Regions from separate parts of the Homo sapiens genome. Here region 2 is linked to region 1. Evidence: chromatin contacts called from ENCODE Hi-C or POLR2A ChIA-PET data. All regions are on one chromosome and are shown on one strand. The core of a region is the stretch at or near the end of the contact, and the rest is flanking DNA. Distances in the headings are between cores, read along the strand shown.

Evidence for each region. A loop is a pair of places that touch in the nucleus more often than their neighbours do. ChIA-PET counts read pairs that join two places held with the same protein, here RNA polymerase II (POLR2A).
Region 2: a map of Calu3 shows a loop between it and region 1 (2.5-fold over the local background). The contact joins the enhancer-like site here to the promoter of LINC00691 in region 1. A Hi-C loop is called at or near these places in 1 of 168 maps with a recorded cell type or tissue (Calu3). POLR2A ChIA-PET finds 5 or more read pairs at or near these places in 4 of 52 experiments (Caco-2, GM12878, OCI-LY7 and 1 more).

The regions. Positions count from the first base shown.
Region 1 is chr3:24,100,569-24,107,860 of GRCh38, forward strand. It overlaps LINC00691 (long intergenic non-protein coding RNA 691), which reads right to left and starts at 2,679. Exons shown (of 2, transcript NR_026834.1): 1 at 2,012-2,679; 2 at 1-978.
Region 2 is chr3:24,182,065-24,189,356 of GRCh38, forward strand. The region is part of intron 5 of THRB (thyroid hormone receptor beta); the gene reads right to left. All of the region lies in intron 3 of THRB-AS2 (THRB antisense RNA 2), which reads left to right. Among named protein-coding and RNA genes, the nearest start is that of THRB-AS2, 34 kb to the left of the region's middle. Within about 2 kb of position 3,872, at least 5 of the 41 ENCODE cell types and tissues checked have a DNase peak (open chromatin) inside an H3K27ac peak, as active enhancers do.

The DNA.
Region 1 (7,292 bases), core at 1,429-3,928:
GCTCTCTCAAGGGGATTCTTCTTCCAGAATCCACAGTCTCGACTCTGCCTTCATGCACTCGTAGCCCAGAATCCCTGCAGGGGCTGGTGTGCGTTTCCCATGCTTGCTGATCCTGCATATATACTTTGTAGAAACCACTTACATTACAATTGCTCCTTTAGCTTCTGTGAATTAAAGTAGTTTTCCATTTTGGTGCTTCCTCCTAGATTATGACATATGTTGAATTTAGGTCAGTTAAAGGGCTCATGGGAAGAGTTTTTGCTAGGACTCTAATTTGTTTACTCAAGATGGAATGGAAGACCTCTTGGCACATGTCCCATGAAGCTGACTGGCCAGCAGTAGCTGTATTGAGCAAAAAGTCCATTCAGGTTCTGGAGTGGAGACTGGATCCAGTTGCTTATCGGGAGCTCTGGGAAGGGATGGGGCCCAGTCTATTATTGTCACCAGAAAAGAAGCATACGAACTGCTTACTTTTGACAGTTGCTTAGGAATATTCAACGCAAGACCTTTATTAATATAAAGCTTCCCTGTGTTTCTTCCTCTCTGGTCACTGAATCTGTGGATGATGCAATGACAGGACGCCGACATTCTAAAACTTATTAACTCTGGGCGGATGCGTGCTCTAGAATGAGAGACAGAGTTAGTATGCTGCTAGATAGGCATGTGTTGATCACAGGTAGAAAGGGCTGCCAATGGAACAGCAAGCCAAGGCCGATGGTAATGAGTCAGGGGTTTCCGTTTCTCATCTCTTCCTCTGAAGGGCTCACCTCTCCAGGAGGGAGGGCTCACCTCTCGCCCAGGCAACTGTGCTGGCCTCCAGCTGGGTCCCCCGACTCCAGGCTGTCCCCCTTGGATCCGTCTTCTCTGTTCAGAGTCTCTTATCTCTGTGCTGATAGTAGACCTGGTCTACTCCCCATTTTGTGTTGCTTCCAAGCTCTTGAGGGAGGGCTCTTTCATGCAGAGGACTGGGTAGTTGCTCTGTGAAATGTGTGGAACAAATGAATAAATGAATGAGAAGAGAAGGGGATAATTTTGCTGGGCAACACCCTCCATCAGTGGTTCTTGGTCTGGGGCCACATCTGAGCTATCTGTGGATGTTTTCAATAATATCCAAGTCAGGACTCCACTGCAGACCAATTGCTTCAGGAACTAGAGTGAGGCGAGGACAGCTGTGTGTTTGAAACACTCCAGCTGATTCGAATGTGCATCTCTGTGTGGAACAGCTGCCCTAGATTGGTGGGTCTCAAACTTGATTGCACATTGGAATCATCTGGAAAGTGTTCAAACACTTTTTTTTTTTTTTTGCCCCACCCCAGTTTCTGATTCAGTAGGCCTGGGGCAGGGCCCAGGAATTTACATTTCTGACCAGTTTCCCTGCAATTACTCATGTTGTGGGTCTGGGGCCCACATTTTAAGAACAAACACCCAAGATTTTTCAACAGCTGTAATGCTTTGTGTTAACAGTACTCAGTCTTTAGCTGCATATTAAAATCATAATGGGAGCTTTCACAACATACTGTTGCCAGAGTCTCACTGTAGCTCATTATAACTGAAATATGTGGGAGGAGCCTTGGGCATCTTTTGTTTGTGAAGTTTCCCCAGGTGATTCTCAAGCACAGTGAGGTATAAGAAATGCTGCTCTAGATTTTTGCCACTGAAAGCATGGTCCTGCGACTGGCAGCACTGGCACTATCATTGTTTGGGAGCTTGTTAAAGACGTAGAATCTCAGGCCTTACCCTGGACCTACTGAATCTGCATTTTAACAAGACACGTGGGCAACAAAGTTTGAGAAGCACTGCTCTAGAGAGCTCTCTTCATCTCCTATGCTCAAAGAATGATTTGTTTCTTATCTCCAATATTACAGTGCAAATTCCCTCAGGATAGGCTTCTTGATTAATTTATCCTCAAGCCTACAGCACCTAACACAGTGCCTTTTTTCATACAGAGGTGCTCAATAAATATTTTTGAATGAATAGATTTTCCTGTGAGTGTTATCTCCAAGGTACTTACACACTTTTCTTCTTCCCACCATCTGCTCCTACTACCTTCCAGGTAACATATACCTCACATTGTCATATCACTTTAATCACCTCCTGGTAGACTTTGAATGTTTTCACTCTCTGAATCTTATGTTGGAATGTGATCCTCAGAATTGGAGGTAGGGCCTAGTCGGGGGTGTTTGGGTCATGAGGGAGGATCCCTCATGAATGGCCTGGTCCCTTCCTCATGGGAATGAGTGAGTTCTTGCTGTTAGTTTACAATTTAAAGGAGCCTGGCACCTCCTTCTCTCTCTCACTCCTCCTCTTGCTATGTGACATGCCTGCCCCCCCCTTGCCTTCTACCATGAGTAAAAGCTTCCTGAAGCCTCACTAGAAGCCAACTATAGCCACTGCCAGGCAGAAATGTGAGCCAAATAAACCTCTTTTCTTTACAAATTACTCAGCCTCAGGTATTCATTTATAGCAATGCAAAACAATCTAACACACCCCCAAACCTAACATCATTAAAAATATATCTCATGGGTAGTAATCATTTTAGACTTGCTTGGTATTTCAAGGAAAAACAATCTGGACTCCTTAGGCTCCATTTTTCTAGAACTCGTTGCTACCCAAAGGTTTGCTGTGTGGGCCCAAGGCTTTGGTTTCATCTGCTCTCACATAATGGAAGTTAACATTCTTCTCAGAATTTCCATCACCATGGTTACTGGCACTGAGTGGCTTCCCTTAGAATCTCAGAAACATTCCTGTAATTATTTTTTTCTGGTAATGTATAGAAATTAAAACAAAAATTAAAGATGCCCTATCACTGGGCACTGTTCATTTGCCTCACCACGGTAGAAATGTTTTACCTTTAGAGCCATTTTAATGCTCTTGAGAAATGGTCAAGTTGAACATCTTTGGGAATGAGTCAATCTCAGGAGGCTTCTAGAAGCCAAGTGTGGTCAGCAGAAGAATGCCCCTCCAAGTCCCAATTAGTCCTAATTATTCTACATCTTAATCATCCCCCGCTTCCCAACATGTGAATATTACCTTATCTGGCAAAAGGGTCTTTGCAGATGTGATTAAGGTTAAGGACCTTGAGATTGGGAGCTTATCCTAGATTATCCCAGTGGGCCCAATGTCATCAAAGGAGTTCTTAAAAGCTGAGAATCTTTTCTGGCTATGGCAAACCAGAGAGATGGCAGTGTCAGAAGAGCTTGACCTGCCAGGAATGGGGAAAAGGGACCAGGAGCTAAGAAATGAGCATAGTCTCTAGAAGCTAGAAAAGGCAAGGAGACAGATTCTGTCCTAGGGCTTCCACAGAGGCACCAGCCCTGCTGACACTTTGATTTTAGCCTAATGACACCTGCGTTGGACTTTTGATCTACAGAACTGTCAGACAACAAATTTGTGTTGTTTGAGCCACCAAGTTTGTGGTGATTTGTTATAGCAGAAATAGAAAACTAATGCAGAGAGCAAGGCACCTTTTTGTTTCTAGGTATGTTTGGAGGTAAAGACCAGGTTACAAGCATCCAGTGACAAGTCTGTTTTGTTACATTCTTTTGCATCACATAGATCGTCTCAGTTATCAGAAAATGATTTTGTATTTTGGCATAAACTCTGTTTCTAAAATTTCCATCCTTCCCCTCCCTTGATGTGAAGTAAACTTCAGAGGATCCGGTGTCGGGATGGAAGGGTAATGAATGTGGCAAGTTGTGTTTGAGTTTGAAGAGTATAGATGTGCCCCCAAATATCTACTCTCACCCAATGTTTGAAATTTCATTATTAGAGACCCATGGCTTGCATCTTCTTCAGTTTTCCTCTATTACAGGCACTTATACCTCCAGAGAGGTAACTGCTATAAGCCCTTGTAGGAGAATTTGGTTACTTTACCACTCCCTGTGGGATGGATATGAGATATTATATGGGAAAGGCAAAGGAAGGAGCAACCTTCCTGCCATCATGAATTTTTTTTTTTTTTTGAGACAGAGTCTTGCTCTGTCACCCAGGCTGGAGTGCAGTGGCGCAATCTTGGCTCACTGCAACCTCCGCCTTCCGGGTTCAATCGATTCTCCTGCTTCAGCCTGCCGAGTAGCCGGGACTACAGGTGCACGCTGCCATGCCAGGCTAACTTTTGTATTTTTAGTAGAGACGGGTTTTCACCATATTGGTCAGGCTGGTCTCAAACTCCTGACCTCAGGTGATCCACCCACCTCGGACTCCCAAAGTACTGGGATTACAGGCGTGAACCACCATGCCTGGCCACCATCATGATTTTGTCAAGAACTATTTATCTAAGATAGTCAAGGAAAGTTAAATGAGATGCTGAAGGAAAATTGTGTGTGTGTGTTTATTTAGTGCCTATTCAGTGCCAGGTGTTTTATTTAGGCTACTGCATCTAGCCTTTCAACAGTTCTGTAAAATGTCAGGTGAGGGGTTTTCTTTTACACTACTTACAAGCTAATAAATTAACCTATTAATGTTTAAAATGTATTTTCCAGCGAGTATTAGTCTCTTATTTCTGATGCTAGCCAAAGACCTGAGACTCCTAGGTCAGAGACAAAGAACTTTATTACTCACCATCACAGCAAAGAGCATCAGCATCAGCTCCCTTTGCTACTAAGATTCAAAGGGCAAGCTGACACAGATCCAGAGGTATACTATACGCACAGTGGGTTTGTGTCATAGCCAAGGAACATTGAGCTTGAAGAATCTACTACTTTTATAGCAAGTAGTAAGTAGTTGTGTTCTTTGTTCCAGGGTGGGAGACATTACTTTGTCCCTCAAGTTGCTCACTGCAAGCACAACCCTGACAAATAGCCTGGGTAAAGAGTACACAGGGCCTTGGATTCTTGGCATACCCTACGCGCTGCATATGGGTTTGAGAGATCCATGGAGAGAACTGTCTCTCCCAACACAAAATAGGTATTATTATTCCTATTTCACAAACAGGAAAGTTGAGGTAAAAGAAAGTTAAACATCTAATGTAAGGAAACAAGGGGTAGTGAGACCAGGATTCAAATCTGTATCTATATTCTGAAGCCCATGATCTTTTTACCATATGTTGCTGTCTACTGGGAGGGCTCTTGGAAAAATAATTATACCACATTGGTCTTTTATTATGATTCACAAGATAACAAATGCAAACTTAATATTAAAAAATGTCCAGAAGGTGCTGAGATTTCTGATGGGTATGCAAAGATATGTATGTATTCATCCACTCATTTACATATATTTCTAAAAACCATCTATGTATCTGCCCCTGTGGTAGGAATGGATGGAGAGAAAGGAGTAGAAAAATTAAGAATTTGTTCATTTGTGAAATGTCTCAGTGCCACTTAACACAACAGTGTTTTAAATTTCCAAATTCAAAACTTAAGAGTCTGTAGAACTTTGACATTCGGAAAGGTTGCCTTTTCTGAACTCCTAATTACTTTAAATTGAAAGTCACTTCAATCTCTTTTCTGCAGCTTCTCTGGACTTTTGGTTTCATTGAAGTATAATCTAGGCAGCTTCAGTGGGAATTTATCACTGTATTAAGGAAGAAGATACATTTTGATTCTGGAAAACTCAATCTCTTTTTTAAAAGTCCACATGTAAAAAGACATTTGGAATAAATTTTAATGTGATTCATTGGAAAAATTCTTTCAATTTGAACTCTCTGCTCATACAAAAGGATCAACTCATTAAGTTCTCCAGCGTCTCCAAGGAAGATGGTGATAATGGAGGGCTAAATTGTGGCACTTCCGTGTTTCTGATAAAAGCTGAGAATGAAAAAAAAAATGTGACCCCTTTGACATTACTTATTTAAATACATTACTTATCAAAAACAATTATGGTTGTGGGCTTTGGAGCAGGGAAATTCTCAGCTTCCAGAAAGCCTATGGAAAATATCATTGAAGTGTAACCCCTTTCACTCGCCCCATTCCTGTCTCTTCTATTGGTCTAATTTTGAGATTTTATATTCCTTATGGATGAACTCCTAGAGATCTTTGTCTGGAACCAGGTCTACTTTGAAGGTTGAAACAGTGATTAATATGCCTGTGTATTAGTCACATAAAAATGTCTGGAAGGATGTCTCTCCACTCACATGTCACTGTGGCTATCCTGGGGCCATGGACTCACAGGAGGTTCTTTTGCATTCTCACCGGAGGGTGGGTTACTTCAGGTGGAGCAAGAATTCTCTCCTTGTCCCTGGCTTTCCAATATGCAGTTCACTTCACCCTGGGTTGTTGCCTCCTTTCTTTCTTGCAAATAGCACATGTATAGTTCTTCCTTAGTGCAAGTGGGTGGGTGTTTGGTGGTGAAAGAGAAAGGGGAAGGTGGGCATGCAGAAACAATTGGGGCTGCCATGCTGGTCAGGCTGTTTTCCCCCAGGCCTCTTTGGGTGTTGGTAGGCATAGGGTTGTTGGTACCTTGGGCCAGCTGGACCTTTCTTTCTCTTCGTTCATTTCACAATTACTTACTGAGTGAGGGTATGTGCCAGATACTTCCAGGGGATATAGCAGTAAACAAAGCAAATTCCCTCTTTCATGGAGTTTACATTCTAGTAGACAATTAAAAGATAAAAACATCTAAAATATGAAGTATATCAGGCCATGACAAGGGATGGGAAGAATAGCAGACCAGGGTAGAGCAGATGGAGAGTGAAGGAAGATAAAGGTAAAGGGAGCGATTTTTTCAGGTGAAGAGGAAAATCCTTCCTGATAAGGTGCTATTTGAGTGGAGGCCTGATGGAAAGGATGGAAGGGGCTCAGGGGCTGCTATTTCAGGCAGAGGGAACAGTACACAGAGTACTGAAGTGTGAATGTCCTTGGGCTTTTCAAGGAACAGAAGATAGTTCAGTGTAGCCAGGGCAGAGTGAGAGAGCTGAGAGTATAGGGAAAGAGGACAGGGGGTTAACTGTGCCCCAGGCCCTGTACAGCCTTGCAGGCCACAGTGTGAGGGCCTGAAGATCTTAGTTGGGTAAGCAGGAAGCAACAGGGGAATATTGAGCTGAGAAGTGACTTGCTAGAATGTGTTTTAGAAGAAACATTGTTATCTTGTCTTTAATTTATTTAAAATATTTTATACTGGACAGTGGGTTTTAACACTTAATGACCTTTTTTCATTAAGTGTTGAAGAAGTACATCACTATGTTACTGGGTATATTTAATAATTACATTCAATATTGTAGTGAAATAGGGACGTGATGCTTTCCAGAAGAGAAAATAATCAAATAGAGATTTACAAAGCCATTTGCTCATATCTCCATGACGGACACAAGCCTTAGTCTTTATGCACAGGTGTATGAGAAATGTAAATCTTTATCT
Region 2 (7,292 bases), core at 2,622-5,121, 83 kb after region 1:
GTGGCGGGCGCCTGTAGTCCCAGATACTCGGGAGGCTGAGGCAGGAGAATGGCGTGAACCCGGGAGGTGGAGCTTGCAGTGAGCCGAGATTGCGCCACTGCACTCCAGCCTGGGCGACAGAGTGAGACTCCGTTTCAAAAACAAAACAAAACAAAAAAACAAACAAAAAAAAGAAAGACCACAATGGAAGGGCAATGATAGAATTATAAGCATTCAGGGCAACTTGTAGGAGATGTCCTGGGGAAGGGAAAGACTGAATTCCAGTGATCACCTACGATGTCTTTGTAAGGCTGACCCTCCCAATAATACCTTTCCAACTTCAGTGCTAGGTACATTAGCAATCCACTTGTATCTGATTTTGTCTGAAAACTACCTGATGGAAGAGTCAAGGGATTTGGCTATTACATCTGTTCTGCCTGCGTCCGTAATATTCCTGGCTTTAGAAACTTCAATCCTGCCAGCCACAATATAGTGATTATTCTGACGTGGGCATTCTGCATTCCTAATGTCCAATGTGGTTCTCATAGTCTTTCTGGCTCATTGTAAGAAAAATAACTCCCATCTATTGAGCACTCACTGTGTCCCATGAGATCATTTAAGAGCTTGTTTCTTTCCACAATTCTGTGAAAGAGGGTCCACATTTTACAGACGAGAAAACTGAGGCTCAAACAAAGTGACTTGCCCAAGTTTCAATGGCTGGTAAATGGCAGCACCAGAATATGACCTCGGACTGTATAAGTAGATACGTGCTGACCTCTACTGCTCCCATCACAGCAAGTCTGACCACCCTGCATCTTTACCTGACAGTAGAGCAGTATTTCCTCTGCAGTTTCAAATTCTTTCCTTTGGGTCTGGAATGTTCTTACCCTTTAAAGTCATAGGGGATTATAACTGTAGAGAGCTCTGACCCTGGGGCCAGATTGCCTGAGTTAGAATTCCAGTTCAGCTACTTCATTTTCCCCTTGATTTCTTATTTAAAGTTTTAAATTTTAAAAGAGTCTGAGAAAAAAAATACTTTGGTTGTTGCTATGGACTTTTTTTTCAACTGTTTATGCCTCTACTAGAGCTGTGCACATGATGTTTTGTTTGGCGTCCCTTCATTTATTTTTATATAGTTCAATGTATTTCAAGGTCAGAAAGGGTGGCAAAAACTGGAGGAGGTGGGCACAAGGCTAAGAGGTGTGTTTATATTCTAAGAACAGTTATCATTGTTTAGTCTCTCCTAAGTGTCAGGCACTATGTTGGGGGCTTTATACATATTATCTTTCATCTTTTTTCTTTTCTTCTTTTTCTTTTTTCTTTTCTTTTTTTTTTTTTTTTGAGACAGAGTCTCACTCTGTCGCCCAGGCTGGAGTGCAATGGCGCTATCTTGGCTCACTGCAACCTCTGCCTCCTGGGTTCCAAGCGCTTCTCCTGCCTCGGCCTCCTGAGTAGCTGGGATTACAGGCACACGCCACCATCCCCAGCTAATTTTTTTTTGTATTTTTTGTAGAGACAGGGTTTCATCATGTTGGCCAGGCTGGTCTTGAAACTCCTGACCTCAAGTGATCCACCTGCCTCGGCCTCCCAAAGTGTTGGGATTACAGGTGTGAGCGACGGCGCCTGGCCTTTCATCTTTTTTTTTTTTTTTTTTAAATTAAATCCTTCATTGAAATATCTTTCATCTTTACAACAAATCTGAAAGCTAGATATTATTCCTCTGTTTAAAACTAAATGGACTGAGGGTTACAGAGGTTAAAAAATTTTCCCTGAGCTGATGATTTAAAGAGCAAGAAATAAACTGAAGCCTAACTGTAAAGCATATGATAATAACATTAAACAAATTTATGCACATCATTATTCATTAATACATTCATTAATATTTATTAATACGTTCTTGTAAAGATTTTTGAATGTGGTTGCATATGGAGTTAATCCTTCTTATTCCGCCCTTTTCTAAGGTATCTACTGAAACAAGTTTGATGTATATCTGGGAACTTTTTTCTGTGCACATTTGTAAACACACAATTATATAGACTTTTAACGTTATAAATGGGATTACACTATTCTTAATGCATGCTTACTTTCAATAAGTATTCCTAAAATCACTTCTTTTAAAAAAGCCTGTTTTTAATTTTTCTGGTGAATGCTTTGGATGTACCACAATTTATTGGAACATTCCCCAGTGGACAGACATTTAGATCGCTTCCAGTTTATCAGTAACAAAAAACAAAGATGCAAAGAACATGTTTGAACAGACTTGTGCCCTGTGTAAGTATTTCCCTGGGACAGAGTATGATGAGAGGTATGGTTGGGTACGTCTGCATCCTTTGGCGTGACAGACACTGTTCAGTTGGCCTTGGAAAGCGTGGGGTGGTCCATCCTCTGCTCTGTGTGCATCTCAACGAAAACTGAAGTTAGATGAACCAGGGCCTTGAATTTCTGATATCTACCTCCCTTTGACATTGCTGTTTCCAGTTTTTTGTTTTTTCTTCCCTCCAATCTCGTGAGTAGCTTTTCTCCCCCTTGGCTTTCTATTTCTGTCTGCCCCAGTATACGTATGGGGTACTCGTCCCTGCCTTTGAAGTATCAAATCACACAGCTATCTGACATATGCCCACAGTGGGGAGAGAGCCATCGTTCTCATGTTGATTGCTAAGGTTCCCAGAGTGCCCTTGAGGTATAAGAATCACTGGCACTCTCAGTTGGGACTGCAGATCCTGATGTATGATGAGTGGGGCAGAGTAGAGAGCAGAGATGGATGGAGCAGATGGTAGTACTGGCGGAAGGGCACAAGCTTTTTAATCCTCCACCTTTTAAAATACTCATTCACCTGGAGATGCCCTTGTATTTTACTTAAGGACAAAGATAGCAATCATCTGCTGAAAATGTGAATGTCTAACATGAAGGATTATAATGCACACAATGACTTGCATTTATGTCTCCAACTTTTAAGACACTTTGTTATTTTGGTAAATGAGAATGGCACATCATTTGAAATTGTCATCACTGATTTGATTCATTTTTTTTGTCTTTATGAAGAGCATGAATTAATAGTTTTCCCCTTTGCTGACATAAGATATTGTTTAAAAAATTACTTTAACTTGTCTAAATCTTGAGGACTGGTTTAATAAAGTATGATACATCTATAAAGAAGAATAATCTATAGCCAATGAAAGTCAGGACTCAGAATATTTAATGACATGGGAAAATGTTCATGATATATTGCTAGGCATTAAAAGCTGGTTAAAATGGTATGCCTAGTATGATCCCAGGTTTATAAAAAATACACATGCACAGAGAAAAGACTGAAATGTAATAAGAATGTGCAGTGCTTACCCTTGGGGAATAGAACTTCAACTGATTTTAAAACATTATTTGCAATTTTAAAAATTTGTAGAAATTTTTTTTCTACCATGAACATATATAGGCTTTTATAATGAGAGGAAGTAACTTGTTCTTAAAATTATTTTAACTGATTCCCTCTTGCCTTCCTGGGTATCTGAGAATCAGTTTTAAAAATATTAAGCACAGAGACATTTCTGTGAGATCACTGATGGCTGCTCTCCTTTTTCTGAGTCCACCAGGGAGGTGGGTGAGTCCCTGCCTTGTTTCTCCCCTTGGGTTTCACTGTTTCAGGGAGGTCCCTGATTGACATAAAAGTGTAAAGGCCTGACTGCCTGGGTTCAGCAGGGCTGGTTAGGTCCAGCTCCAGGGATCCATGCATCCGTCTAGAGCCCATCCTTGTGGGACTGGGGAGACCCTGTGGTTCCCAGAGAGAAGTACAGTAGGGCATGAGAGGGTAGAGGGGTGAAGCCTTGTAAGACTTCAGGGGAGGATCAGGGCCCCAGTCAAACAGTGTGGGGTTCTCAGAAGGGCTCAAGTCCCAGGGTGATCTGTTATTAGGCAGTGACTAAGCAGACCTTCCAGCTGGCAATTGAGATAAGCTAGGCCCAAAGACAGGCCCAACCAAGAATGGAGGGACTCAAGTGGCTCCCCACGTGCAGTCAGGGAAGGGAAGAAAAATGCACATTTCCTAAGTGCCCACCAGGTGGCAGACCCTTTCCTGTGCAACGAGTTGAAGAGTATTTTCAAGCTCGTCATGATACCCAGGTATTAAGAATCTGCACTGGGCTGGCAAGAACATAGAAGGCTGGGCCCCTCTCTAGAGATTCACTAGTCTGGGTGGGGCCTGAGAATCTTATTTCTACCAAGCTCCAGGTTCTCCTAGTGCCACTGATTGGTACTACCACACTTTCAGTAGCACTGGATATATCGTCTCAGACTGGGAAGGGAGGAGGAGGACAAGGAGTAGGATGTGGTCCTTATGGCTGAGCAATTGGTTCAAATTGTGATTAAAGTGCCAAGGAAGTGTGGCATGGAAAGAGCGGGTGTGGGTGGGTGGGGTGAGTTGCAGAAGGGAATGGGTCACTTGCTCCTGGTTAAAATAGCCTCTGATACTCCAGCAGATTCAACAGAGATCTGTTGTGAGATCTGCAACAGAATGTAAGGGCTCTTCCATAGCTCTCATTCTAATTAAATGTGTTACCAATTAATTCACTTAGGATGCTTACAGCAGACAGAAGCATAGGTATATGCAGGTTAAAATAAAAGCAGTAAGGCCGGGTGCAGTGGCTCATGCCTGTAATCTCACCACTTTGGGAGGCTGAGGTGGGTGGATCACCTGAGCTCAGGAGTTTGAGACCTGCCTGGCCAACATGGCGAAATCCTGTCTCTACTAAAAATACAAAAATTAGCTGGGCATGTGGTGCATGCTTGTAATCCCAGCTACTCAGGAGGCTGAGGCAGGAGAATTGCTTGAACCTGGGAGGTAGAGGTTGCAGTGAGCCGAGATTGCGCCACTGCACTCCATCCTGGGCAACAGAGCAAGACTCCATTTCAAAAAAAAAAAAAAAAAAAAAAAGCAGTATTCAGAACAAAATGAAAAACAAAACCTTAGATAGCTACCCAAAACCCTAAAGAAACAATATTTAGAGTACTATCAACTATTTGAAGTGAAAGACTATTTTAAAAATCTGGTCCATTATGGAGCAATACATGGTTCTACTGCACAGGACTTTTACATAGTTCAAACCACATGTGACTGACCAGGCAAGTTTGACAATCCCCAACTAACTGTCTATATCCTGTTCAGTGAAATGAATTCACTGATCATGCATTTGGATGCCAGTGGCAATGTCAAACTGCTATAAAAGTTCCTAAAGCTTACTCTCAGTTTCTGTATTTGCATCAATAGAAATGGTAATAACCACTTTGCAGAAGAGTGCCAGTCCCCAAACCACGCTTAGAAGTGCACTGGTCTAGCCTGGCTAGATGACTGATCTGGCAGATGGGCTCACTGCACAGCTTCAAGGAAGTCAATTTGTTCTTTGGATCCTGTTGTGCAGAATTAACTTTTGTATCCTCAGGACTATTTTGTTCGTATCATTTCTACATGGGGTCCTTGGAATAGGGCTAGTTGGATGTCCTTTTGGCCCTGCTGCCATTTTCTTATGCTTGGACATCAAGGGCAATATCCTGTATACAGTAGGCACTCAATAAACACCGATGAGTGAATGCATAGATTACTAGCCCAAGACTGAGATGTCAAGCATTCTTGTGGGATACACAGCCATCTAGGAAATAAATGCCCAACATGGATGAACATCAAAATATAACTCTCTTCATAGTAACTATATAGAGCTGACAAGCAGAGCAGATGGAGAACCAACTCTATAAGGAAAGACTGTATAATCTTGTTGCTGTCCTGGACTCACTGCTGCCTCACTCAACACATGTGCCCATTTTGAATGAATGGTATTTATAAGTTTCTTGGACCAAGATGACACAGGTTTCCTGGTGGCATTTTTATGCTGAACCAAGGCATTGCCTCATGCCTATGTCAAGGTGGACCCTGGTGGTTACTCTGGAAAACATGGGAGAGTTATTTTAGCTGTTTTCCTGTTAATATTAGGATCTTGAGGAAGGACTTTAATAATTTAATTATATTTTCTCATTACATCTCTGACTTTCAGTGAAAAAGAGTTGAATGAATGCAAAATAAATTATCAACTCTAACGTCCCTGAAGCCTCATGTCCTACCCCACATCTATCTGAAATTCTCCTCTTGCTTCATTTCTTACCAGGCTCACAGCATAGTTCAAAGTATTTATATGACTTAATAATGCATACCTAATAATAAGGATCACAATAATAATGACAGTTGCTATTCAGAGAGCACTATAAGTCAGGTACTTTGCTAAATGCTTAAATACATCATCTTATTTAATTGTATTAACAATCTTATAAGTTTGCTCAAGGACAGAAAGTAGAAAGGCTAGGATTCTAGCTCAAATAGATCAGTCTCAAATATTTGTGGTCTTAACCACTCTACTAAGCATCTTGTATTCAAACAGAGACTGTTTCCTTTTGCTTTTAAGATGCATAGATTTATTTTAAATGATTGATAGAGACATAGATGGACTCTATGAATGAATAAATGAATGAATATTGGTATCAATTGTGAGTGAATCAAATTGGGTTTATGACATTATTAGATCACAAGGATGCTAGAGTTTTCTGTTGGCGTTTCACCGTAAACTGACATGGTTTTAGTGCCAGCCCATACAATGTTGAGATACAATCTGGCCACATACGCTAAGAGTAAATCTCAATTGTATTGCAAACAAATGTATTTTGCGCACGCACACACGTGCACACACACACACACATACGTCCTACATCCTGACTCCTTTGAAAAACTTTATTTTGCTTTTTTTTCTATATAGCCCTTTCAATTTCTCAGATCTCCTCAAATATATATATATATATATATATATATGAGAGAAAGAGAGTCCAAATACAAACCTTTCCAAAGGGACATGTATAGTTTTGACTGCACTCAAATCAGAGCTCAGAACACTATTTCACTATTACTTTTGAATAACTCTATTTCCAACTGAAACACTCAATTTCCCAGGTAAACTGGTAATTCCCAGGAGCTTTCAAAGCATTTTCAGAAAACCTAAAAGACCAGTTCTTTTATATGAAGGATAAATATAATCATGTGTATATGTTCAAAGTAGAGCAGCTGTGTAAGTCCTTCATGCCTTGTAAATGGGAGTCTTTGCAAACTTTATTATGTTTTGGTATATGATTGTGAGATTTTCAAAACACAATTTAAAACTTTACCATGAGTCACAATCCTCAAAGAAAAACTAAATAGACCCCCCCTTTTCTTTTAAAAAAGAAAAACCACTAAACTGAAAAAGAATGGGAAATTAAATGAACTTAGACATTTAAAGATGCAAATT